Regions from separate parts of the Mus musculus genome. Here all the other regions are linked to region 3. Evidence: chromatin loops called from intact Hi-C (ENCODE). Cell type or tissue: left cerebral cortex. All regions are shown on one strand.

Evidence for each region. Hi-C counts contacts between places; a loop is a spot of excess contacts. Peaks named below come from ENCODE experiments on the same cell type or tissue, not always from the same donor. Only the 100,000 strongest peaks of a DNase experiment are listed, where the experiment ranks them.
Region 1: it touches region 3 in a loop (7-fold over the local background); 7 of 42 quality-filtered maps call a loop at or near these places.
Region 2: it touches region 3 in a loop (8-fold over the local background); 7 of 42 quality-filtered maps call a loop at or near these places.

The regions. Positions count from the first base shown.
Region 1 is chr1:93,751,089-93,759,088 of GRCm38, forward strand. It overlaps Thap4 (THAP domain containing 4), which reads right to left and starts at 3,750. Exons shown (of 6, transcript NM_025920.3): 1 at 3,369-3,750. The coding sequence starts at 3,445. Atg4b (autophagy related 4B, cysteine peptidase) reads left to right here and starts at 3,817. Exons shown (of 13, transcript NM_174874.4): 1 at 3,817-3,966. The coding sequence starts at 3,957. In left cerebral cortex, no CTCF peak of the experiment used is centred here; DNase peaks (open chromatin) are centred at 3,066 and 3,773; H3K4me3 peaks cover 2,548 bases; H3K27ac peaks cover 1,506 bases.
Region 2 is chr1:93,683,248-93,691,247 of GRCm38, forward strand. It overlaps Bok (BCL2-related ovarian killer), which reads left to right and starts at 2,328. Exons shown (of 5, transcript NM_016778.3): 1 at 2,328-2,607; 2 at 3,171-3,422; 3 at 5,910-6,038. The coding sequence starts at 3,200. In left cerebral cortex, CTCF peaks have their summits at 3,381 and 5,249; DNase peaks (open chromatin) are centred at 2,300, 3,387, 3,537 and 5,881; H3K4me3 peaks cover 2,166 bases; H3K27ac peaks cover 1,951 bases.
Region 3 is chr1:93,633,186-93,641,185 of GRCm38, forward strand. It overlaps Stk25 (serine/threonine kinase 25 (yeast)), which reads right to left and starts at 2,542. Exons shown (of 12, transcript NM_021537.3): 1 at 2,362-2,542; 2 at 2,113-2,198. The coding sequence starts at 2,142. In left cerebral cortex, CTCF peaks have their summits at 2,030, 2,239 and 3,228; DNase peaks (open chromatin) are centred at 917, 1,386, 1,703, 1,938 and 1 more place; H3K4me3 peaks cover 2,624 bases; H3K27ac peaks cover 2,391 bases.

The DNA.
Region 1 (8,000 bases), 120 kb after region 3:
TACTGACGTTATCTGCTTAGAACTTAATAAGGATTTCAGGACCATCTTACAGGTCCTTACTGAAATGGAAAGGAAAAAGTCCTAATGTATATATTTTAGGACACTGAGTCTATAGATAGGGAATAGAGGAATAGAGGAACGAAGATGTAGGTTGGAGTGATTTTGTGTGTGTGTGTGTGTGTGTGTGTGTGTGTGCACTGTGTAAAGATTATCTTTGTATTATTAAAATGCTAATTTCTGTGCTGGCGGAGATCTGATTACAGTCAGACTTTGGTATTGTCATTATCATGAAGCATGCCCTGCCTCAGTATTTTGTAAACATGGGTCTCCATAGCCTTCTGGTTGGTCAAATAAAGAGCTGAACAGCCAATAGATGGGCTGGAGAGTTAAGGCGGGACTTCCGGGGTGAAATACAGAGTCTCAGGCAGGAATGTGAAGTCCCTGCCTGACACGGATGAAGGAGCAGATGCCAGGATGAGACTAGGATGGACAGGTAACGGGTCACGTGGAGGGATGTGGGGTGGGATGTGGGCCAGGTCAGTTGTTGTTGGGTTGGAATAACTGAGAATCTGCCAGATAGAGTGCCCAAAGCTTATAGTAATGAATATAAGTCTCTCTGTATCCTTATTCAGAGCAAGGGTAGGCATAGAAAGTCCATTAGGGTTACAGATATTACTCATAGGTATGGCAAATGACCCTGCGCACAAAGGATGGTCAGAGACAGCAGGTAGAATCCAGACAACAAGAAATAGCTTTCACTTCTGGCAGTGGTGGCGCACGCCTTTAATCCCAGCACTCGGGAGGCAGAGGCAGGCAGATTTCTGAGTTCAAGGCCAGCCTGGTCTACAGAGTGAGTTCCAGGACAGTCAGGGCTGTCCAGAGAAACCCTGTCAAAAAAAAAAAAAAAAAAAAAAAAAGAAGCTTTCACCAGTGGACCACTGACCAAATCATCTGGTACCTGAAAAGTATGTTTCTGGGTGCTATAACCCTAATGAGAAGCCAGGCAAGAGAGCTGGGAGCAAGAGACCAGGAGATATCTGAGAGGCCCAGCTAAAAACCAACCACAGCTGAGCTCAAGTAGCTAAGAGTATAGGAAAGAGCTTTAGCATAAAGACCCAAAAGCTCTAGCCAGGCCTAATGGTGCACAACCGTGACATCAGTTCCTCTGAGGTAGGAGGATCCCATGGCTAACATCTGCCTAGTTATAGAGTGAGTCCAAGGCCTGTCTGGCAGAGTTCAGTGTCATCGTTCAATACACATAAGGCCAGTCTCTTCTGAGATTTTTGTCTCAAAGCAAGACAAACAAAAGAAAAGAACAGAGCCGGGCGTGGTGGCGCACGCCTTTAATCCCAGCACTTGGGAGGCAAAGGCAGGTGGATCTCTGAGTTCGAGGCCAGCCTGGTCTACAAAGTGAGTTCCAGGACAGCCAGGGCCATACAGAGAAACCCTGTCTCGAAAAACCAAAAAAAAAAAAAAAAAAAAACCAAAAAAGAAAAGAAAAGAACAGAACAGAAAAAAGAGCAGGGAGCATGGCTCCCTGGTAGGAGTACTTTGTATGTCTCGCCTAGGTATTTCTCTTAGTAGGCAGCAAAACCTCCTTTAGGAGCCTGGGTAAACCTTTGGGAAGTTATGCTGAATGTGTCAGTCATAGGTTAGGGTGGTAGTGTAAACCTTTAATCCTAGCAGTTGGGAGGCAAAGGCAGGAGAGTTCAAGTCCAGCCTGTCTACAAATGAGTTCCAGAACAATCAGGGCTATGGAAAGGGACACTGACTCAAAAGAAAACAAACAAACAATCCAAGGCCAGGTGGTGGTGGCCCACCCCTTTAATTCCAGCACTTGGAAGGCAGAGGCAGGCAGATTTCTGAAAAGACCAGAACAAACAAACAAAAAACCCAGTTGTTCTTGGTGGCTCATGCCAGTATTTCCCGAGCTTGGGAGGCAGAGGAAGGACGTCTACAAGACCAGCAGACTAAAACAATGCGATGTAGGCCAACAAGGCAATTCAATGAGACATTGTCTCAAAACACACACACAGACACGTGCCTGTGCACACACACCAAAACACCCCAAAGACAAAAATGGTAAATTTTATGTAGTATTTTACGTCGTAAGAGGAAAACTGGGAAAAAAAAATTAGATGTTCAATAACATGCTTAGTAATTTCTTCCCTCATCTAATGAAGCTATTTAATGGTCACTTAAGGCAAGATTTGTGAGACCAAACTGACTACACATGGTAGGCTTTCTCAGGTGCTCAGAGCTCCACCTGAGCTTTTCCAGTCTCGAGGAACCTGCTGTGGACCAAGACTGGCCTTAATAGGATGGATCTGGACGTTGTAAGCAATGTGATCTTATAACCTTTATCAGTGTTTAGTGAGCTAGATTTCTGGAGTTTCCCCGCCCCAATTTGGGCACTGTCTACCCATATACCATGTTAGAACATGGGGAAGCCAACATCAGTCCTTGCAACACTGCCTCATTTTCAACTGTTAACAAAACTTCTGGGGCATGTTCTATGTGAAATTGTTACGGAAACATTCTGGTTGACTTGTAAGATTGTTTAACGTTACTAGGTTTTGTTTTGAACCAGGTCTTAAGGACTGGAGACTTAATGTAACCCTGTGAACTTTCAACAGATACGTGCCATTCCCATCTTTAAATTTTAACACCAAGTACTAAGAGGTGGCAGGATGTGCGAAGTGACTTCCAAGGCAGAGTCCCTTCGCTCGCTGTTCACTCCTGTTGGAAATCACAGGAGAGGACCAACTGAGGGAGTCTCGAAAGCCTTTGGAAGGCGCGGCCCGCACAAGGGCCACCGAGAACCCCCTGGAAAGCCCTTTCCACGGTCATCCCCCGGGCCTCTGCCAGAGTGCAGGATGCGGGAGGTGATCGGTGCCAGTGCCTGGGCCGCAGGACCCCATAGGAAGGCGATGAGGGCTATGGATGCAGGAAGTAGAGCTGCGTGCGCCGGGCCGCACTCCTGCCACACACCTCCGGGCGGGCTTGCCCCGCCGAGGCAAGAGTGGAGAACTGCCCGAAAGCAAAGATCAGGATTAACCTGAGAAGGCGCCCTTGCAGAATACTCCTGAAATTGGCAGGGCCAGCCCAAATCAGTGCGACGCCCGTTGGTGGAGGTGGCGGAGGGGGCCTCCGGCCGCTCTGCCCGAGGCATGGCCGTGCTGGTCCCCAAAGCCGGCGGTCCAAGCCAAGGTCATAAAGCTCCACGACCCGTCCACCTCCCACAGTTACCCTCGGTTAGCCGGCCCCCCACTCCCGGTCCCCGGAGCTCGGCCCGCCGCGCGGCCTCAGTTTCCCCGCGGGCCCCGGCCAGGGCGGGGGCGTGGCGGACCCGGAGGCGGGCCGCGTACCTGTGGAAGGAGACAGCGCGTTTCTCGCCCTTGCCCTGCCTGTTGGAACAGTTCACGGCCGCGCAGCAGATCACCATTGCGGGCCTCGGTCGTGAGCGCCGCCAGGCTCCGATCCTTGCCGCCCGCCCGCTGGCCCGACCCGCCCCGAGGGAGCGCGGCGACACAGCTCGGGACGTGGGCCGCGGCCGAGCCGTACGGCAAGATGGCTGCGCGCTGCCGCCCGCACCACGCTGCGCTCGGACTGCCCGGCCACGGCGCCGGCGTCGCGGCCGCAGCGGGCGGTGAGTCCGTACCGAGACATGCGCGGGTGGCTGTCTGTACGGAAAGATGGCGGCGCCGGAGGAGCGCAGCTCGGGCCGGCTCCCGGGTGTTCCGAAGCGGCGGCGCGGGCCGGGGGCGGGGCGGCCGCGTCCGGTTAGGAACCACACGCGCCGAGGCCCCACCCCCCGCGTGCCCACCGCCGTACGGCGAGATGGCGACGCCCGCGCTTCCGCTGCGCCGCGCTTGGCTGCCGCGGCTTCCCGTCGCCGTGTCGCGCAGTAGTCCGTCGGAGCGACGGCACGGTCAGTCGGCAGCCGGACAGGGAAGATGGACGCAGGTAAGGAGGGCGGACGCCTGCCCTGTCGCGGGCGGGCTCCCGTGGCCGCCCGCTGGGGCGGAGGCCGGTGTGTTGGGCTGGGCGGGCCGCGCCTCCCCGCAGCGCTCAGTACCGGGTTCGCGGGGCCACTCGTCAGCGCCTCGGCCTCCGGCGCTCGGCCGCGGCCCTCGGGGAGCGTCCCAGCCTGTGGGCTCGCGGCTGCGGGCGTGAGGGCAGGGAGTCTGAGGGACGCATCAGGACGCGGGCACCCTGGTGCCCGGAGAGGACCGGTGCGCCGCGAGGGTGGGCCTTGCGGTGTCCATTGAAGAGCCGACCTCTTTAACTTCTGTCAAGTTGTTGGCCGCTGGTCCAGCTACCACAACATGCACATCTTTTGTCTTTGAAGTTCAATAACCTGTGTAGGTGAGCCCCGCTCCTGTTCTGACAGCGGATCAGTCACATGCTACTTTGACTTCTTGAGGTCCTAATACTGGGTTAAGTGTGGGTGGGTTTTGTTTGTTTGTTTGTTTGTTTGTTTTTAACTGACTCTTGCTTCTGAAGCTGGAGAGTGCGGTTCTTTGTTTATGTTGGCCAGAAGTCTTGGAGATGCAAATCTATCAAATAAGTTGTTTGCTAATAGCCCTAAAAATACCCACCCCACCCCATTCCACCCCACCCCACCCCCAACAGAGGTTCTCTCATTCCCTCAGCAGCGTTAGCGGGTTTTTTTTTTTTTTTTTGGTTTTCTTTTTCTTTTTTCCTTTTTTTAATTTAAGAGCGACCTGCCTTCAAGAATCCACTCCTTTGTGAAGGAGTCCTGCTACCTGATTTCATTGTACTTTTCTTGAATGGCGTTGCTTTTGATGGTTTTCTTCTGACAGCTGTGTTAGAGAAGTAGTCGGCTCTTACTTGGGAGTAATGCCTACAGTTAATACACATTTCAGCAGTTTATGGCATCCGTAGCTGGAGGAAGCAGGAACGTTGACTCCCCAAGATGCATGAGCCAGGTGTATATTTTTTTAAGATAATTCATTTTTTTTTTTTTTTTAGAATGAATAACTGAAGCTGTCACACCACAGTGCCTCTTGGAGGTGTGGAATGGGATAATACATTGAATTACTTAATTATCCTCTCCCCCACTTTTTTTTTTAAAGACAAGGCCTCACTGTTTAGTCTTGTCTAATATGTAGACCATGCTGACCCAAGACTCACAGAAATATATCTGCTTGCTTGTACATCCCCAATGCTGAAATTAAGTGGGTGTTTAATGCTGCTGTGAGATCAAACTCAAAAGACATCTGTGTTTGAAGACTTGTGTTAATGGTGATAAAACACTTTTTTTTAAATACAGTATGATGGTGCAATTTTTCTCCTGATATAATTCTGGGTGGCATTTTATGATCTACCTTCTGATCTCCCACCACCCTTGTAATGTTGCTTCTGGTTATTCTTATAATTGTGTGTGCTGTGTTTGTGTGTTTTCTCTCTCTTTCTCTCTCAGCAGTATCTCTCCACAAAACCCTCACTGTACTAGAACTCAGGATGTAGATCAGGCTGGCCTTGAAGTGCTGGACTTAAAAAGTGTGAGCCATCCTGCCCTACCTACCTTGATCTTTTTATAAACTACATTTGTTATTGGGTATCAGGAGTTTCAATCTAGACATTGGACTAGAAAAATGGACAAAGGAAAAGAAATGCTGTCTGAGGCCCCTGACATTCTCTACAGGAGACCAGAAGTATATAGGCCTGGATGGTGCTTATATGGGAGAGTGATGTGGGCTAGGTTATAGGTGACTGGAACTGTAGCAGGATGGACAAAAACAAATCTCACTTTGGAAGCATATTTAAAGGTTTTTTTGGATAATTCATTATTTTCCCCTTCCCCTACTCCCCTCCATCCCATCTTAAGTACACCTACCCCATGCTCTGTGAAAGTACATTCTTGTCGAGACTAAACCAAAAACTAAACCAAAAACAAAGTGGCATGGAGGTTCATGCCCCAGGAGTTCAGTGAGCTGGAGGACTGGAGAGATGGTTCAGTGGTTAGAGAACTAACTTACTGGTCTTCTAGAAGACCAGTTCAGTTCCTAGTACCTATGTTAGGTAGCCCATAATCCCCGGGACTCTAGTCCAGGGGACCCAGTGCCTAGGGCACCACACTCACATGCCCACATGCAGACATGTGCCTACACTGTTGGTTGGTTTTGGAGATGGGTTTCTGTGCAGCTCTGGCTGTCTTAGAACTCACTCTGTAGGTCAGGCTGGCCTTGAACTCAGAGATCTGCTTGCCCTGCCCCAGAGTGCTGAGATTAAAGTCATGTGCTACCTCCCTCCTCCCACACCCAGTTTAGGTTTTTGTTGTTGTTGTTTAAGTTTCACCAAAGATGGTGAAAGATGATTTAGGTTCAGTCATGAATCCTTGCTGGGTCACTGTGAGGACTCACAAGTTTATTCTGAGTAGGACTCCTTGGGAGGTTTTGAGATGAGTATGTGAAATTTAACAGACTTGCTATGGGATTTTTTAAAAACCCAACATTTTTCTTATATAATTTGTATTTATCTTTTGAGATTAAAACATAATCACATCATATTTCCCTTTCCCCTTTCTTCTTCAAGCCCCTCCCAGACATTTCCTCCTTGCACTGTGTGTGCGTGTGCCTGTATTCCTTAGTATATAAATAAAATCTGCTTAGTCTGTATATTGTTATTTGCTTGTTTGATACTGGGGAGGCTCTTCAAAGGAAGACTTTCTCCTCCTACCCTCACCGTTCCTTGGTTGACTGTAATTCTTTTTCTGGGGTTGGGGCCTCATGAGAGTTCCCCTTCCATGTTAGCATGCCTGTTGGTGTTGACCTTGTTCAGGTCTTGTTTAGCAGCTATGATAATTGGATTCTGGGTAGCTTCTCTGATATTCTAAGAGATGTGATCTCTCAGCAAACTTCCCATTCTCCTGACTTAAGGGTTTTTGGCCCTGCCTTCCCCCATAGTCCCTGAGCTTCATTGCAGGAGTTGTGTTGAAGATTTAACAGCTGGGGATGGGCACCACATGGTCACTTGTTCTCTGCATTTTGGCCAGTTTGTTCTTTTGTAGCGGTTTCCATGTGTTGCAAAGAGAGGTTCCCTTGTTGAGGGCTGAGATCTACACTTAATGTGGATCTATGGGGAAATATCTGGACTGTAGTTAGGAATTATGCTGGTGTAGTAAAGTAACAATTATAGGTTCTCCAGGTCCCAGGCATGTGTTCCATCTTACTGAGCAGGGGTGTGTGCATGTGAGTGTGAGTTGGGTAGTGCACATGCACACATGCAGTTACAAAAGAGCAGAAGTCAGGATAAAGCCTTCTTTCTACCATGTGGCATTGAGCTCAGGTATCAGGCAAGAGCTTAACCATCTCGATGGCCTTGTTCTGTCTTTTTTGTTGAGAGTGCACTGAAGAGGGTTGAAGCTGGAAGAAACATAAGGTAAGACCTGCTTCAATAAGACATGTAGAGAGGTGCTGTAAACTTGGAGATAATAGATTCTAGATGGGTGATGAAGGTCAAGACACCAGATTTTTATTTGCAAGCTGGAAGTTAAGAGGAGTGGGATGGCGCTGGGTTTTACTGTACACGATAAGGAAATTGGATGAGGGCGGGCATGCTTGGTAGAGACTTGGTTTTGGTTTTGCTGAGTGTGAGGTGTGTAGCTGGTCTTTGCTACTTTGTGGGTTCATCTCTTTCACCCTTCTCCACCTCTTTTCTTCCACCCTTTTCCTAATACTATATAGGAGAGAAAAAAGGATAGGGGGGAAGGGAAGAACTCCCTGAATAAAGTCAGGGGGCAGAAAAGTGGCACCAATATCATTAGACTGCTTCCTGCTGAGTGGCAGTTCTTTGGGGAGAGTTTGATCTTTACCATCAGGATATCTAATTTCTTGTTTCTTCTTTGACTACTTAGCAAACTTAGACCAACAACAACAACCTGCAACCCACCATACCTCTCTGGGGCCCTAGCATTTATATACCCTCTAAAAAGTTCCTAGAATTCCAAATGTCACATAGTTGTAGAAATTATC
Region 2 (8,000 bases), 50 kb after region 3:
TTGTTGAGAGTACAGCACAAAGGTCCTTTCCTTGCTCACAGATCTCCAGAGAAACCAGGAGTGTTGAGCATGAGTGCTTGTTTTTCCAGTGGGAAAGGTGAAAAAAAAACCTGTTCTTCCATCCAGAAACTTGGATTTGAATTGGAACCGGAAGTGATTAATAGCCTGGTGATCTGCCATACCTGTTGGCCCAGGGCATATCGAACTCCCACAATCAGGACTGGAGGTGGCTAACAGCACAAATGATCTCTATGCTATCAGTATAACTGAGATACAGAGCCTTCCTTGGGCTATCAGGCAAGTATAGCTACTGCTCACTCTGGCCCCGACCTCTCTGGCCATGTTTATTTCATATATGTGGGTGCACTGTCACTGTCTTCTGACACACCAGAACACTGCATCGGATGACCATTACAGATGGTTGTGAGCCACCCTGTGGTTGTTGGAAATTGAACTCAGGACCTGTGGAAGAGCAGATGGTGCTCTTAACTGCTGAGCCATCTCTCCAGCCCTAGAACCCATCTTGTTGGAATTAATGACAGGCACCCTGGGTCAAGTTCTGATGTAATTATGCTTCTGTGTGCCTCGGGGATTGGATTACAACAGGAAACTTTTTTCTTCAAATTATACTGTGATTAAACTAGTTGGTAATGAACTGCCTGAGATCAGACCAGGTTCATGAAGTCAATCTGAATCTGCTTTTTAATCCCCGTCGCGTCATTCTTGATTCCCTGCCCGGACACCTGCAAGGTCCCCTCATTCTCTAATGCTCTCCACATTATTTCCTAAGATGGGATCTGTTAGTGATACTTGAGCTAGGTTCCTGTCCTGCCAGTCCCAGGGATCTCCTCTTCTTTGCCCCAATAGCACTGGGACTTGTATGTGGTGATGCTGGGTTTTAACCTGGGCTTGTACTGTTTTTGTGACTGTTCACTTGAAAATATTTCCATGGTAGGACTGGAGAGGTGGCTCAGCGGTTACAAGCACTGACTGCTCTTCCGGAAGTACTGAGTTCAATTCCCAACAACCACATGGTGGCTCACAACCACTTATAACTGTAGTCCTGTGAGATCCAATGCTTTCTTCTTGTGTGCAGACATACATCCAGATAAAACACCCATCTACATAAAACACATAAATAAACCTTTTAACATTTTCATTGTGATTTATTATTTATTGCCTCATTATAAGTACGCTGTTTCATTTCCAAGCATTTGGAGACTTCCACTGGTTTTTCTGCAATTTAGCTTTAATTCAGAGAGTAATTACTGTATGATTTTGGTTCTTTGAAATTTGTTGACACTTGTTTATGGTTTCAGGTGTAGTCTATTTTGGTGTGCGTGTGTAGAATATGCATTTTATAGCTCTAAGTGAAGTGTTTTACTTACACAAACTAGGTCGAGTTAGCAAATCCCATTGTTGAGATTTTGCAGTTGGGTCCAAAGATGAAGGAGAAGACCAGAGTCTAGTAGATGATGTTGACTTTCTTGGAAATCGGTATGGAAAAAGGGAGCTCGGATTCACTGCCACACTGTTCACAACGATGTCTGTGATCCAGCATAGGTCTAAGTATGAATCCTAAAGTAACTAAGCTTCTGAAGACCGCTGTAGTCTAGTACTCCGGAGCCAGGGGCTGGGTGATTCCTGCAGGTTGGACCAGCTGGTCAACACAGAGCTCCAGACAAGCCTCTCTCTCTTTGTGAGTCTCTCTGTCTCTGCCTCTCTCTGTGTCTCTGTCTCTCTCCCTCCCTCCCCTTTTTCTGTCAAAGGGAAATACCCTAATGAGAGATAACTAACTACAAAAGATTATATATTGGATTGGATATAAATAAGTCCAGCTCATTAAAAGCAAAGCTAGACTTGAGTGGGAATGGATGGGTATTTGTAGTATCTTCAACCATGTACATACCCAAGTCTTCACCACACTCCAAAGGCTCTATTAAGCCAAGAATGCAGAATCTATTTTTAAATATTTACTTATTGTTATTTTTGTTTTGTGTATGAATGTTTGCCTGCCTCCATGTCTGTGAATCCCCGTGCATGCCTGGTGTCCTTGGAGATCAGAAGAGGGCATCAGATCTCCTACAACTTCAAGAATCCAGGATCTTTAAGGAGCCTCTATAAGACAATAAGGAAATATAAGTCAGCTCATTTTAAAATGGAACTTGGTGCGCCCCAGTGGGTTGGTGTCAGAGCTGGATGTTCTTCGCGCTGCCTGCCGGGACAGCTCCAGTCTGGCGGCGTTCCCGGGCGCATCCCGAGAACTTGTGCTGGCCTTTCTTAAACCAGGGAGGCGTTGGGCAGAGCTGGGCTGCGGCTCCGCCCCCGGGGGTTGCCGTTTCCTTAGAAGGCGAAGCCCTAAGCCTGGCTTCTCGCCCGCGGGGAGACCGCGGTACGCCTCCCGCACCCCTCGGGACCAGGACTTCTGCGAGCGCGCGGGAAGACCGGCGGAGCCTGTGCTTCAGCTCGGGTGTGGACGGGGCGGGCGCTGGGGCGGGGCGCGCGCTCGCGGGTTTGAATGGAAGGGTCTAGACCGCCGGAGACGGCAGCGAGCGGGTCCTGAAACCAGAACTCCACCGCCGCCCCGCGCGCCATGAGGCGGGAGAGGTGAGTCGGGCGGGCGTGGCGTCGGTGCCCTGGATGTAGCACCATGGGAACAGCGACACCGGGGACAAACACGGGCTCTGCGAGGTGCGCAGGTGCGTGGTCTCCGAGCCCGGGGACTGCCGCGCAGTTTGGAGCCTTCCTTAGGACCCCACTCGTCGGCAGGGAGGAGCCCGCGGGGTCCTGCTTGTCGGCTGGTCGCAGCAGGCTACTCTGCATCCTCTTCTCCCCCAAATTGGTCCTGGAGCCTGGGCGCTGTGATTAAAGAACCTATCGCCACTTCCCTGCGGTGTTTCCAACCCCTGACCACCGCTGGGATCTGCGAGATTTAATTTAGAACCTAAAAAGAACCCGAGACTTTTAAAAGATTTGGGGTGCAAAACGAGAGGCTATCGGAAACCGGCCCTTTTTGAGGGCGGCGCACAGCCAACCTCCTGTGTTGTTTGAATCGCGCACGCGGTGGGGACCGCTGTGCCTCGGGCCGCGCTTCTGGGTCTCCTCCCGTGGCGGGAGTCCTTTCGCCACCTGGCTGGAGGCGGTCCGGTCTGAACTCAGTCTATTCGTAGGTGTGGCGCCTCTCGCCCGCGCTTCGGCCATGGAGGTGCTGCGGCGCTCTTCTGTCTTTGCAGCGGAGATCATGGACGCCTTTGATCGCTCGCCCACAGACAAGGAGCTGGTGGCCCAGGCTAAGGCACTAGGCCGGGAGTACGTGCACGCGCGGCTTTTGCGCGCCGGCCTCTCCTGGAGCGCTCCAGAGCGTGCCTCGCCTGCCCCTGGAGGACGCTTGGCAGAGGTGTGCACAGTGCTGCTGCGCTTGGGTGAGTGTGGGGCACCAGCAGGTACCATCCCAGGCCGCCCCTCTATAGCTGGTTGGATGGGCCTGCCCGCAGTGTTTCAGGGTTCCCGGTACAGCTGTTCTGCACAGACATTCCCTTCTTGTGACATGACCAGCCCTTCTGCGGTTGTGCCTCACCCTCCCGCTGGCGCTGAGAGAGGAGGCGTGCGTGGGAGCCCAAATCTGTCTGGAATGGAGAGGGTGCAAGGATAGGCCACCCAGGCTGGCGCTGCTCTTTGTCCCCAGGCTTGTCTGCTTGCAGGCTCCTTTGTCAACCTCCCCCCTCCTGGTTCCTGCTTAGTCCAGATCACAGACACTCTTGCCATAAAACACAGAAAGCTCTGGAGGAGCAGTATTTTAGCAGCTAAACTTTATTGTGACCCTTGTACTCTGCTGGACTAAAAAATCCTTTGTGGTACCACGTGTCCCAATGTTTGTTTTGGAAAATAGGCCTTTCAGTTATTGGCCGAGGTCCGACACCCTCTGCAGTTTCCCTTGATGGGAAGGCCCCCCAGGGCCTTCTTGAAGAATATCTGGGACACTTGTTTCTGGGGGTCACACATAGCTAGCTAGCTCAGCAGCTTTCTTTAGCTCCTCTAAGGCCTGGATATGTGATGGGGAAGAACCCTTGATCCTGGACGGTTCACATTAGCATAGCCAGGTTGGGGCTTGGGTCTGTAAGGTACTGCGAAGTGATAGCAGAGACAAATAAATGGGGGAGTGGGTGTGCATTCTCCTGGTTGGAGGGAGCCCTGTAAGACCTGGCTTCCTGGGAGATGTGTGCACACATGCTGTTTTATACAGACTCCACATCTTCGTATTGGGCTGGCCTCAAGGAGCAGGGCTGTGTAAACCTGGCCTGTTCAAGAGTTAGAGGGAGGTGGAGTCCATTCAGTCTGAGTTGGGTTCTCAGGAGGGCTGTGCATGGACAGAAGGGGGCTATCTCTGGGTATGTGGAAGGTGTGAATGAGAGGTTTGGTTGGGTAAACTTGGCAGACAAAAGGAGACCATTGGCTCTTGCTGGAGAAAGGACATGTTGGCCTCTTGTAAGTCCCGAGGGCACTGGTGTGGCAAAGGGAAAGTCCTGTCTTGGGTCTGACCCAGGCAGTTTCTGCCTTCACAGTCCTTTTGACAGGTCCTGAGAGCCTTGAACCCTGGTCTGTAGAAAGGCGCAGGCGCAGAGCCTTGCGCTCAGCAGGAGCCCTCTGAGTACTCAGAGACTTTAAGGCCTTTTCCCATCACCCAGTGCTGTTCCCACCCTCTGGAGTTCAGAGCCTTCTAGATGGCTAAGGGGATTCCCAGAGGGAGAGAGCTCAAATGCCCATGTGTTCTTGTTCAGGTTATGTTTGGTACTGTCCTGACTGTTAAAAGTGAATTCTTCTAAGATCAGCGATATCTTCCTGACCCCAAGCATGGCCTCGGCCACAAACAGGAAGCAGCCTAGCTTGTGTCCCTGAGCCATCTCCTAGGGTTAGTCTCCAAAGGCCCCAGGGTTTATCCTTGGCAACAACCGGGCAAGCGATGGGAATTTCCATGCAATCTCTCCATCCCCTGGTTCCCCCCCCCCCCACTCCTGATTCTACTCTGGTTCCAGATCTTAATTAATTAGATAGAGCACAGCTGGCCTCAGGGATGACGTGGGCACCCTTATCGCTGGGACAGGCTAGGCAGCAACAGCGTTTCCCTATTTGCTTTGGCTGGGGAAGTGGCTGAGCCGGGGACACCCAATCAGAGGCTGTGTGGAATTCCCGGCACCATCTTTTCCTGTGCATGCATGATACTGCCAAGGGTACTGCAGCCCAGGGGGCAGGCGGGACTGTGGAAGGCATCTCCTTGGCACAGCTCTGGCTGGGCTGATATAGTACCACATAAGAACACACCCATTTGGCACCAGGAACCTAGGTTGGCATGTGGGCGGTAGGTACCATTGTCCCAGGCCTTGGCTCAGTCTAAGTCAGTTCACGGAGCCATTACCAAGTGACGCTAATGTCAGGGCCTAAGCCGGCATCATCTCATGAGGCTGTAGGGGGTGACTCCATATATGTGGTCTTCCAGCCAAGCCTCTCTCCATGTTGGGCTCTGCCTGTCTGGTCCCTTCTGCTCTGCCCATCCACTTGCTTATCTGCCTGCCCGCCCGTCTGCCTTGAGTCACTACGCAGGCACCACCCATGTATCACGTCAGGATTCCTGCCCCACTGGCCCAGCCAGCTTGCCCTGGGGGGCTTGGAGGTTCCACAGTCTCCCTATTCTATTTGTTCATGGGGCCAAGGTTGGGATAGTCAAATGAAGCAAGATAAGGTGAAGGGGTGGGAATCAAACAGGTGAAGTGGGGGTCAGAGCCTATGGAAGGGAAGGTGCTAGCTTGGAGGTCAAGTGGGGTCAGGTGGATCTGGTATACCAATGAGTCTCGGTCAGTGCTGGCCACAAGGCTAAGGTGGGAGAGGACCTGACCCACTGTGTGCCCGTGCAGGAGATGAGCTGGAGCAGATCCGTCCCAGCGTATACCGGAACGTGGCCCGGCAGCTGCACATCCCCCTGCAGTCGGAGCCTGTGGTGACGGATGCCTTCCTGGCAGTGGCAGGCCACATCTTCTCAGCAGGTAGGTCTGACCTGTTTACCTGAGGCACCCCTGGGAAGGGCTCAACATGTGTGAAGCAGGCAGGCTTGCAGGGATAGAAAAGTCTTGGGGTCCCCTAACACCGCCCTATGGGTTCCAAAGTCACTGCTGTCATGCATGCCTCCTGACACTTGAGGCTGTTCTGAACCGTGTAACAGTCCAGCCCAGTGAAGAGCTGCCTCACACAGCACTGGGAGGGAGGGGCTGCTGGCCATTTTGCTGTTTAATTTTACTTATTGATTGATTTTGATTTTGTTGAGACAGGGTTTTTCTGTATAGCCTTGGCTGTCCTGGATCTCTACTTTGTAGACCAGGCTGGCCTCAAGCTCAGAGATCCTCCTACTTGAGTGCTGGGATTAATGGTGTGTACCACCACACCTGACTGTTTTTTGTTTTTATTATTATTACATTTTTATTTGTGTGTGTTTGTGTGTGTGTGTGTATGCTCATGCACTGAACCACAGCACATACGTGGCAATCAGAGGACAACTTTTGGAGGTGGCTCTCTTCTTTTATCGCTCCATCCTGAGGTTGAACTCGAGTCTTCAGGCTAGGCTGTAGGTGCTTTTATCTTCTGAGCCAGCCCGCTGGCCCGGCTGCTCGTCATTCTGAGGGCATAATCCTGCCATTTGATAGTGTCTGGGCACTGGCTGAGGCTGTGATGCCCTGCAGGTCAGCAGCTCTCTGTGGGACTGCAGTGACATATCCTGGGCTTTTAGTGACCATGGTACTTAACTTTCCACAGCTAGATCCACGTGAGACATTAAAAAAAAAAAAAAAAAAAAAAAGAGCATCCCTAAGTCAGAGAGAGCAGCCAGGCATGGAGCACTTTAGGAGATTGGGGACACCCTGGTCTGGATGACGGTGAGCATGCTCACTTGAGACTCTCCCTGGAGCTTCCATGTCTGCTTCAGAAGGGAGCGATAGGCAGGCTCCATCGGCCTCCTCCCACGTGGCCTCAAGTTCCCTGCCTTTCATTGCCCTAGACTTACAGGAGGCTGCAAGGTTCATCTCCCCAAACCCTGATAGGCACCTTGTTGTCCATATGAATCACTTACACCAGATCCGTGTGGTCTTTGCCTAGGAGTGAGGGGGGGGGGCAGGCCAACCTCAGGAGCATCACATGATCAGGGTCAGCTAGTGCAGCCTCTATACTAAAAAAATGCAGGAGCTGGGCTGTGGGAAGTAGGTGAGTGTGTGGGTTGTGGAGTGGGCGAGGTGGAGAAGGGCTGTGGCTTGGGGGTGGGAGAAACTGTACCAGGAGTTAATGGGCAGGCTTCTGTCCCTTCCTTGAAGGGTAACTAACCCTTGAGGGAATGACAGTGGGTAGGGCGCGTGAAGGAAGCCAGCAGGCAGGCATTTTGGATGGAGGACCACCCTTGGCTTCACTGAAGCTTTCCAGCTGATGCCAGCCACGATTGGCCGTCAGGGTGTCTGTCTCTGAGCTGTCAAGCAGGCTAGTTTACGTACGAGGCATGGATGGCTGCATTTATAAGGAACCTTTTGCTTCGGAGACTACAGATCTGGTCTGTTGATGGCTGCAGTCATCCTAGGACCTTGGGGTGGGGGGAGGGGGGGGCTGGATCTCTGTTAGTGGTAGGTGTGAGCAGGAGAGAGGGTCCGGGGCCTTGGGTGGTAGTGAGTGTGAGCCGGGGAGAGGTCAGAATAGCCTCATCCTGTGTCCAGCATCCCTGATTGATGCAAGCCTACCCTGAACATGGAGGCAGCCCAGAGAGGCACTCGCTCTGAGAGATCCCCTCAGAGAGACAGAGCTTTTCCATTTGATGCCAGCCATGGGTGGCCACCTGAGTGGGAAACGAAGGCTATGGGAATGTAGGGTGGTCACTTCTCTGTTGCAGCCAGGAAGCACCAGCAGGCTTTACACCCACAATGGTCAGTATGGCAGTCATGGTGCCAGAACGGCTTCACACTTATCCACAGTAT
Region 3 (8,000 bases):
AAACCCTTCTTTCTCTAACCACTTGGCCTCTACTGTCTCCTCAGATGCTACAGCTCCACCATGTGTAGTTTTGAGACACCTTGAAAACCATCTCAAAGATCTCCAGAAGGTCTAGTTGAGGACTCAAGGCAATACAGTCTTATCACTGGTTCAGTCCAGTGCTTGTAGCCTAAGAAAGCCTGTTAGAGAGAAGTCAAGCCATCGGCTAACTACATGACCCAGGACCACTATCCTTCCAGTTCTCAGTAGCCCTTTTCCTACTACTCAGGCTCAGACACCACATCCTCCCACACTGCTCAGCCATACTGAGAATTCTTAATTGCTCTCTTCTGGGGGAACCTAGAATCAGAACTTGTCCACTACAGTAGCCGAAGAAGGATACTTCAGGCCAGGTATTCACTCACACTGCCTCAGAGGAAAAGAAAATAACAGATCCCAAAGCCAGAGTTCTAGACTTTGTGCAAGGAAGGTGGGAACCCTAGTCTTCAAAGTCTACGTTTTTTGGGTACCTATAGCTGTGAACCAGTCAGCCTAAGAAACAGTATGATAGGAGCCTTTCTGGCATGGTCTCTGTATTTACACCTTTGAAGCAGCCCTAGTCCCAAACCCAGCCAATCACAGACAGCTAGCATGCTGATCTGGGTGGCTCAGATTTCTCTTCTGGACAGAATGTGTTATGAACCATCACTCAAGCCATCTAACTTACTCTGAACAACTGAGACCCATTCGCTCTCCATTCCATCCTAGGGATATTATACTTACAGCCTCTGGCCTTTCTGCCAACATGCCTGCTGTGTATCACCTCTCCAAAACAAGAGGAACAACTCAGCACACATCCTCCCTCATCTACCACACACAGTCACACAGTGCTTGCCCAGAACCATCTGGTCCTTCCAGAGATGGGCAGGAACAGGCCGGGTAAAAGGTAATCTAAGGCAGAAGCACAGGCTACAGGGGGAAAGTACAAGCCTTATCACACAAAAGGAGCAATTTCATAGGACTCTATGGCAGCCATCTTGGGAGAAAGCAGCCCTACAAAGGTTTTGTGTCACTTTCAGAAGCCAAGTATGTCTAGGCTGGACACAGGCCCCTAAAAAGACAAAAAGGGTGTTTTCTCTTTGAGAAAGGTCCCCTAGCCATCATTACTGTACTCCTTCGCAATTCATAGCTCCAATTTGTCATCCTGGGACCTTCATAAGCTAAGCTTAAGTCTCTTAAAAATAAACTAGAGGCAGATTTTTTTTCTCTCTCTCTTAGTATGTTATATAATTAGAGGCGAAATGTCAAAATGTATTAAAAATGTGTTAGCTTAATTCAGCATCAGTTAGCAAGCTCGGGATCCCATCTGTGACAGCTGGGCCAAAAGCCCTCCCCAACAGCTGTGAGTAGTCTTCCAGGCTGGTTTGGTTTCCTCCAAGGAGCCCTGCCTCCAATTCCTGCCCACAAGCAGCGGACGGACATGCTTCCTGTCTACACAACCAGTTCTCAAGGATGCAGGGAGAAGGGGGGTCAGGGTGGGGTGGGGTGAGCGGCTGCACTGTCCTCAGGAACTGATTCCTTCACTGTGCAACTGTCAAGCCTAAGCCTATCTAAACCAAGCCCTTAAAACGCAAATCCCACAGCTAAAGCCAGAGGAAAATCAGCCGCCAAGGCAGCTCATTCCACTTCACTAGCTGTCTGTCATATTGCTCTGAAATAACAACACCACAAATAAAATAAAGGCGAGAAAGGGGGTCCAGAGAGCAAACCACCGAACCCTCTGACCCTACGCAGCCCTCATCTCCTGTGCGGTCCCGTGTCGGGGTTCCATCCCGTTAGCCAAGGAAGGTGGAGTCCATCTTCTGGGAAGGTGCTCCGAGCCTGGGTCAAGCAGGTTGTGCCCAGGGCAGGTTCCTGCACCTGCCCCCAGCAGCTCCCGAGCAGAAGCGCTCGCCCCGCAGACGTTCCCTGGGGCTCACGTCTTCCGCAGGCGCTGGCTCGGCACAGGCCAGAGTTCCAACGGCCCCAAGACGCGCCCCGAGGCAGACGGCCTCCGCCCCTCTCCCGCCTCAAGTGGACAAATCCGCTCCACAGCGAACCACGGACTCGGGGCACGCCGACGCCCACACTCACCTGGTGCGCGAAGCCCCGGAGGTGAGCCATGTCCCCGCTGACGTGACCAGTCCGTCGCAGCCGCTCCGCCCGCTCGCCTCAAGCACCTGCGAGAAACCGCAGGCCGCTCGGTCAACAGTGGCCAGGGGGACCCGTTCCGTGGCGTCCCTCCACCCGCGACCTCCGGTCCCGCGCCCAGGGCCCCCGACCCGCCCTCAGGGCGTGCCCGGCCTCCCCAACATTCAGGCGAGGCCCGCTGGCAGCGCCCACCTCCGGGCGGCTCCATCTCGGACTCCGGGCCCGCTTCGCAGTCCCCACGGCGGCTCACACCGCAATTCGGTCTCCCGGAACGCCCAGGCCTCCCAGCCCGTGAGGTGGAGGCAGCGGCTCTGAGCAGGGCGTCGTGGCGAGCGCGAAGCTCTGTGGGACTAGGAGTCCCGCAGCCCGCCCCGTACCCCGGGCACGCAAAATTGAGACTACAAGTCCCAGCAGGCTGCGCGGTAGGATGAGGTGTTACGCAAGTGCTCCGGGGCCCTGATGGCGACAGACTACAAGTCCCAGGAGAACTTGCGGTGGGCGGTCAGTGGAGAGGCACAAATGCGCCACAGATTGGATCCGAACCTTGAGATATGCCCGAGCTGGGCTGCCCCTCCTGTCAGGCCGCGCGGTGACGGGTGCAGCGCGTGCGCAGTTGCCTTGACGTTTTCTAGGCTTTTTTTTCTCTTTTTTTTTCAGCCCTCCTCTCATTTTCCCAGTTCTGTTTGCCAAGCTTCTGAGACCCATACTGTGTGCCTGGAGTGCGAACCCACATTACCCTCATATCCTGGTGCTCCAGCTTTAACCGCAGTGTGACCTTCTTGTCTGCGCTTAGCAACACACACACACAAGGAGTACGCCCACGCGCGCCCTTAGAAAAGTCGCCCATTGTTGGACAAGTGCTTCTCTCCTGCCTCAGTTTCCCTATCTGAAAAGGTTTAATCGTAGGTCCCCAGGACATGACCTGGCGCTGGGAAGAGTTGTGTGGTCCAGCGGGGATTTCCAAAGGTTGGAAGATGCCTTTCATCCTGTGAATTCAGTATGAGTGACTAGTCAGCAATGTCCACTTCTATGCAGTCTCCTAGTGTTCCACGGGAGGGAGATTTGGCTCCATACTGTGTCCATTCCTATGACGGCTCAGTGCAAACCACCATAATGTCCCTACTCCCCAACTCATAAAGGCTTGTTGTTTCTGTTCTCTGGTGGATTTTCTTCCTGGGCACCATCCTGGAACCTTAAACCTTGCATGCAAGACCTTGCATCAGATTCTTTAACCGCCAAATTTTACTACATGTTGATTAGGTTTTCTTTGCTGTGTTTTTCCCCAGAAGAAAATAGACTTCCAGCAAACAGCCCTGCCCTGGATCCTGAAGCACCTTGGTTTCCTCCCCTCCCCCGCCCCAAGGCATCAACAATAGGGGCAAATATTTTTATTGCCCCTGAAAAAGATCATCTGTAGGATGGCCTTCAGCCTACCTATCCCTCCTATAGAAAAGTCTGAAATTAGGCAAGGCCAACTCTATTAAGACTTATTTATGTACATATATGTGTATGTTAAATGTGAACAGGAACCTACTGAGATCTGAAAAGGCCTGGATCTGGAGTTGCAGAGGGTCATATGCTGAATGGCATGGGTGCTAGAACTAAATTCTGGTCCTCTGGAAGAGCAACAAGAATTCTTAATGATTGAGGAATCTCTGTAGGCCTTTATTTTTGATTTTTAAGACAGGACCTCATTCTGTAGCCTAGGCTGGCTTAAAACTCTCTATGTGGCCCTTTTTGGCCTCAAATTCACAGCAGTTCTGCCTCTGCCTCTGCCTCTGCCTCTGCCTCTGCCTCTGCCTCTGCCTCTGCCTCTGCCTCTGCCTCTGCCTCTGCCTCTGCCTCTGCCTCTGCCTCTGCCTCTGCCTCTGCCTCTGCCTCTGCCTCTGCCTCTGCCTCCCAAATGCTGGGGTTATCCATATGAACCATCAGACTTCATGTGAAAAGCCCTACTCATGAGATTAAACTTCGTATTGGTTTATTGCTTTGTTCTTGGGTCAAATAGATATTGAAGAGTTGTTGGCTGTTTAGGAAGACTTCCATGTAGTTTATCTATAAAACACTTCCCAAGGGTCTGGAGAGATTTTCTTTTCAGCTGTTAAGAGCACTGGAGACTTTTGCATAGGAACCAGGCTTGGTTCCCAGCACCCACATGGTGGCTCTCAACTATTGGTCACTCCAATTTCAGGGGATCCGAGTCCTCTTCTGGCCTCTGTGGGCATCAGGTACACAAGTGGTACACAAACATCTGTGGATGTGAATGACTATACATATAAAATAATAAATTCATTGTGTCTTAGTGAGGGTTCATATTGCTGTGATGATATGACCAAAGCCACATGGAGAGGAAAGGGTTTATTTGGCTTATAATCTACAACACTGCTCCTCACCAAAGGAAGTCAGGACAGGAACTCAAACAAGGCAGGAACCTGGAGGCAGGATCTGATGCTAAGACAATGGAGAGGTACTGCTTACTGGCTTGTTTTTCATGGCTTGTGCAGCCTGCTTTCTCATAGAAACTGGGGCCACCAGTCCAGGGATGGCACCATCCACAATGGTCATTGTCATTGTCATGATTATTGGAATATCTCCTGTCTCAGTGATGTATAAAGATTGTTTCCCATCACCTGGAATTGGTTTCTGTGGTGATTTGTATATGCTTGGCCCAGGGAGTGGTACTATTAGAAGGTGTGGCCCTGTTAGAGTAGGTGTGTCACTGTGGGAGTGGGCCTAGGACCCTCACCCTAGCTACCTAGAAGCCAGTATTCAGCTAGCAGACTTCAGATGAAGATGTAGAACTCTCAGTTTCTCCTGCACCACGCCTGCCTGGATGCTGCCATGTTCCTGCCTTGATGATAATGGACTGAACCTCTGAACCTGTAAGGCAACCCCAATTAAATGTTGTTCTTATAAGAGTTGCCTTGGTCATGGTGTCTGTTCACAGCAGTAAAACCCTAAAACGGTTTCTAAAGAGCTGATTCAGCCAATAACTGCTCAGAGGAGAAAGAGAAGGGGGAACTTCCGATCCCAGTCACGGGGTCTGAAAGAGACCAGAGAGAGAAGGAAAGAGAGGGGAGAAAAGATATTAAGTTTGAATGTGGTAAAATAAAGTCTCCAGAGAAAGGAGAGAGTTAGAAATTAGAAAATAAAATATTTTCCATAATAAAAAAATAGAAAAAAATTTAGAAGAGGACATTTGGACCCCATGTAATTTTGCTAGGAGTATCAGCATACTGATAACTATGTCTAAAAATGATTATAATTTTTTTATATCCTCTTTAAGAAAAATTAAAAGAAGGAAGACTTAGCTAAAGAAAGAACTCAAAGAGGGGATGCTGGATGATGGGAGACAGACCAGAGCTCAGAGGAGAAAGTCCCTGTCAATCAACTGAAGAAAGTTCATAGGAGCTCAGAGAGGCTGGAACAGCGAGCACGGAACACATACGGGTCTGCAGCAGGGCCTGTGTGTGTATTATAGCTTTCAGCTTGGTATTTTTATGAGACTCCTAAGTGTATGAAAAAGTGGGTTTCTGGTTCTTGTGCCTTTACTTTTTTTTGTTTGTTTGTTTTTTGTTTTTTGTCTTTTATTTTTCGAGACAGGGTTTCTCTGTATAGCCCTGGCTGTCCTGGAATTCACTCTAGACCAGGCTGGCCTTGAACTCAGAAATCCACCTGCCTCTGCCTCCGGAGTGCTGGGATTAAAGGCGTGCACCACCACTTCCCGGTCTTTTGTGCCTTTTCTTGGAGTTCCTTTCCTTCCCTTGATTTGCCTTGTCCAACTCCAATGTGATGGTTTTTGTTTTATCTTATTATATTTTATTTTGTTTGAAAATCTATTTTCTTTTTTTTTTTTTAGAATTTTTTATTTGCTTATTTTATGTATATGAGTACACTGTAGCTGTCTTCAGACACACACCAGAAGAGGGCATCGGATCCCATTACAGATGGTTGTGAGCCACCATTTGGTTGCTGGGAATTGAACTCAGGGCCTCTGGAAGAGCAGTCGGTGCTCTAAACCACTGAGCCATCTCTCCAGCCCTCAAAATCTATTTTCGATAAAAAGAAAAAAATAAAAACAAAAAAGCACTCATTGCAAAAGACCCATGTTCCGTTCGTTCCCAGGACTCTCATGGAGGCTTACCACCTCCTCAGACATAGGCACATATGTAGTGCACAGACATTCATGCAGGCAAAACACTCATACAATAAAATAATAAAAATAAATCTAAAACTAATTTTTAAAATTCAGTCCCTAATCTCTTTTAAAATCCAATGTCTCTTTTAAAATCAACAGTCTCTGGGCTGGTGAGATGGCTCAGTGGGTAAGAGCACCCGACTGCTCTTCCGAAGGTCCAAAGTTCAAATCCCAGCATCCACATGGTGGCTCACAAACCATCTGTAATGAGATCTGATGACCTCTTCTGGTGCATCTGAAGACAGCTACAGTGTACTTACATATAATAAATAAATAAATCTTAAAAAAAATAAAATCAACAGTCTCTCAACTGTGGGCTTCTATAAAATAAGAAATGAGTTAGATCCTTATTTCAAGAGGGAAGAGTCACAATCAGATCAAACCAACCTCCAACAACAAAGAGTTCACACAATGCCCAATATCTAGAATTCACTCAAATTCTTAGCACTTCCAAGGGGCCTGAGCCACTTCTCTGGCTTCACCCTCTACAGCACACAGAGCTTGTCTCCTAGGCTTCAGCTACATAGCATTGGTGTTCTTGGTTAGTATCATCCTATATGATACTAACATCTCTAAAATGCTGGGGTCTTCTGCTGCAACTGGGCTGCATTTTCACCAATAGTGTTGCCTTGGCTTTCACAGAGTCAAGTCTCAATTCCTCTCTGTGGCCCCTTTGTGCCTTCAAAACTAGTACCATGCGGGAGAATCTTACTGTGATGGTTTGTATATTCTTGGACCAGGGAGTGGCACCATTTGGAGGTGTGGCCTTGTTGGAGTAGGTATGTCACTGTGGGTGTGGCATAAGATCCTCATCCTAATTGCCTGGAAGTCAGTCTTCCACTAGCAGCCTTTGGATGAATACAGAACTCTCAGCTCCTCCTGTGCCATGCCTGCCTGGGTGCTGCCATGCTCCCACCTTGATGATAATGGGCTGAACCTCTGAACCTGTAAGCCAGCCCCAAGTAAATATTGTTTTTTATAAGACTTGCCTTGGTCATGGTGTCTGTTCACAGCAGTAAAACCATAACTAGACACTTACATATGACCACCTTGGTTGCCAGCACTAGATACAACCTTGGCCACCTCTGAACATGGGCTGCATGTGCTGACTCTGAGAAAACACTTCCCAAAAGTTTTTGCCTCGATGATGCCAGTCCCTTCTTAATCACCATTAACTTCTCAGCAGCTCCAGCTAACCAGCATCAATTGTCCCAGCAAAGCAAGCAAAGGTTTTACTTTCAGTAGTTCTGGTCTCTTGTTAGTCACAGCTGGTTCTTCAGCTATTGCTGCCCAGAACCACAGATTCTCAACTCAAAATAGCAAACAGCCCCTATAGAATCATGAAGGGACTCTCAGATATCCCTCTGAAACTTCACAAACCAGGCCTCCATCATCTGTACAGATCTCAGTATTCTTCACTTTCAAGCTTCCACAGAACAACTCACCAAGATTTGAATACTCAATGGCTCATCTCACCTAAAGTTCCAGAGTCTTTCCACAATCCTTCCTAAGCAACATGGTCAGGTCTGTCACAGCAATACCCCACTATCCTGGTAACAATTTCTATCCTAGTTTGTTGAGGATTTGTCTTTTATTGTTTATTGTAATGTTAAGTGTTGGCCTCCAAGATATGGAC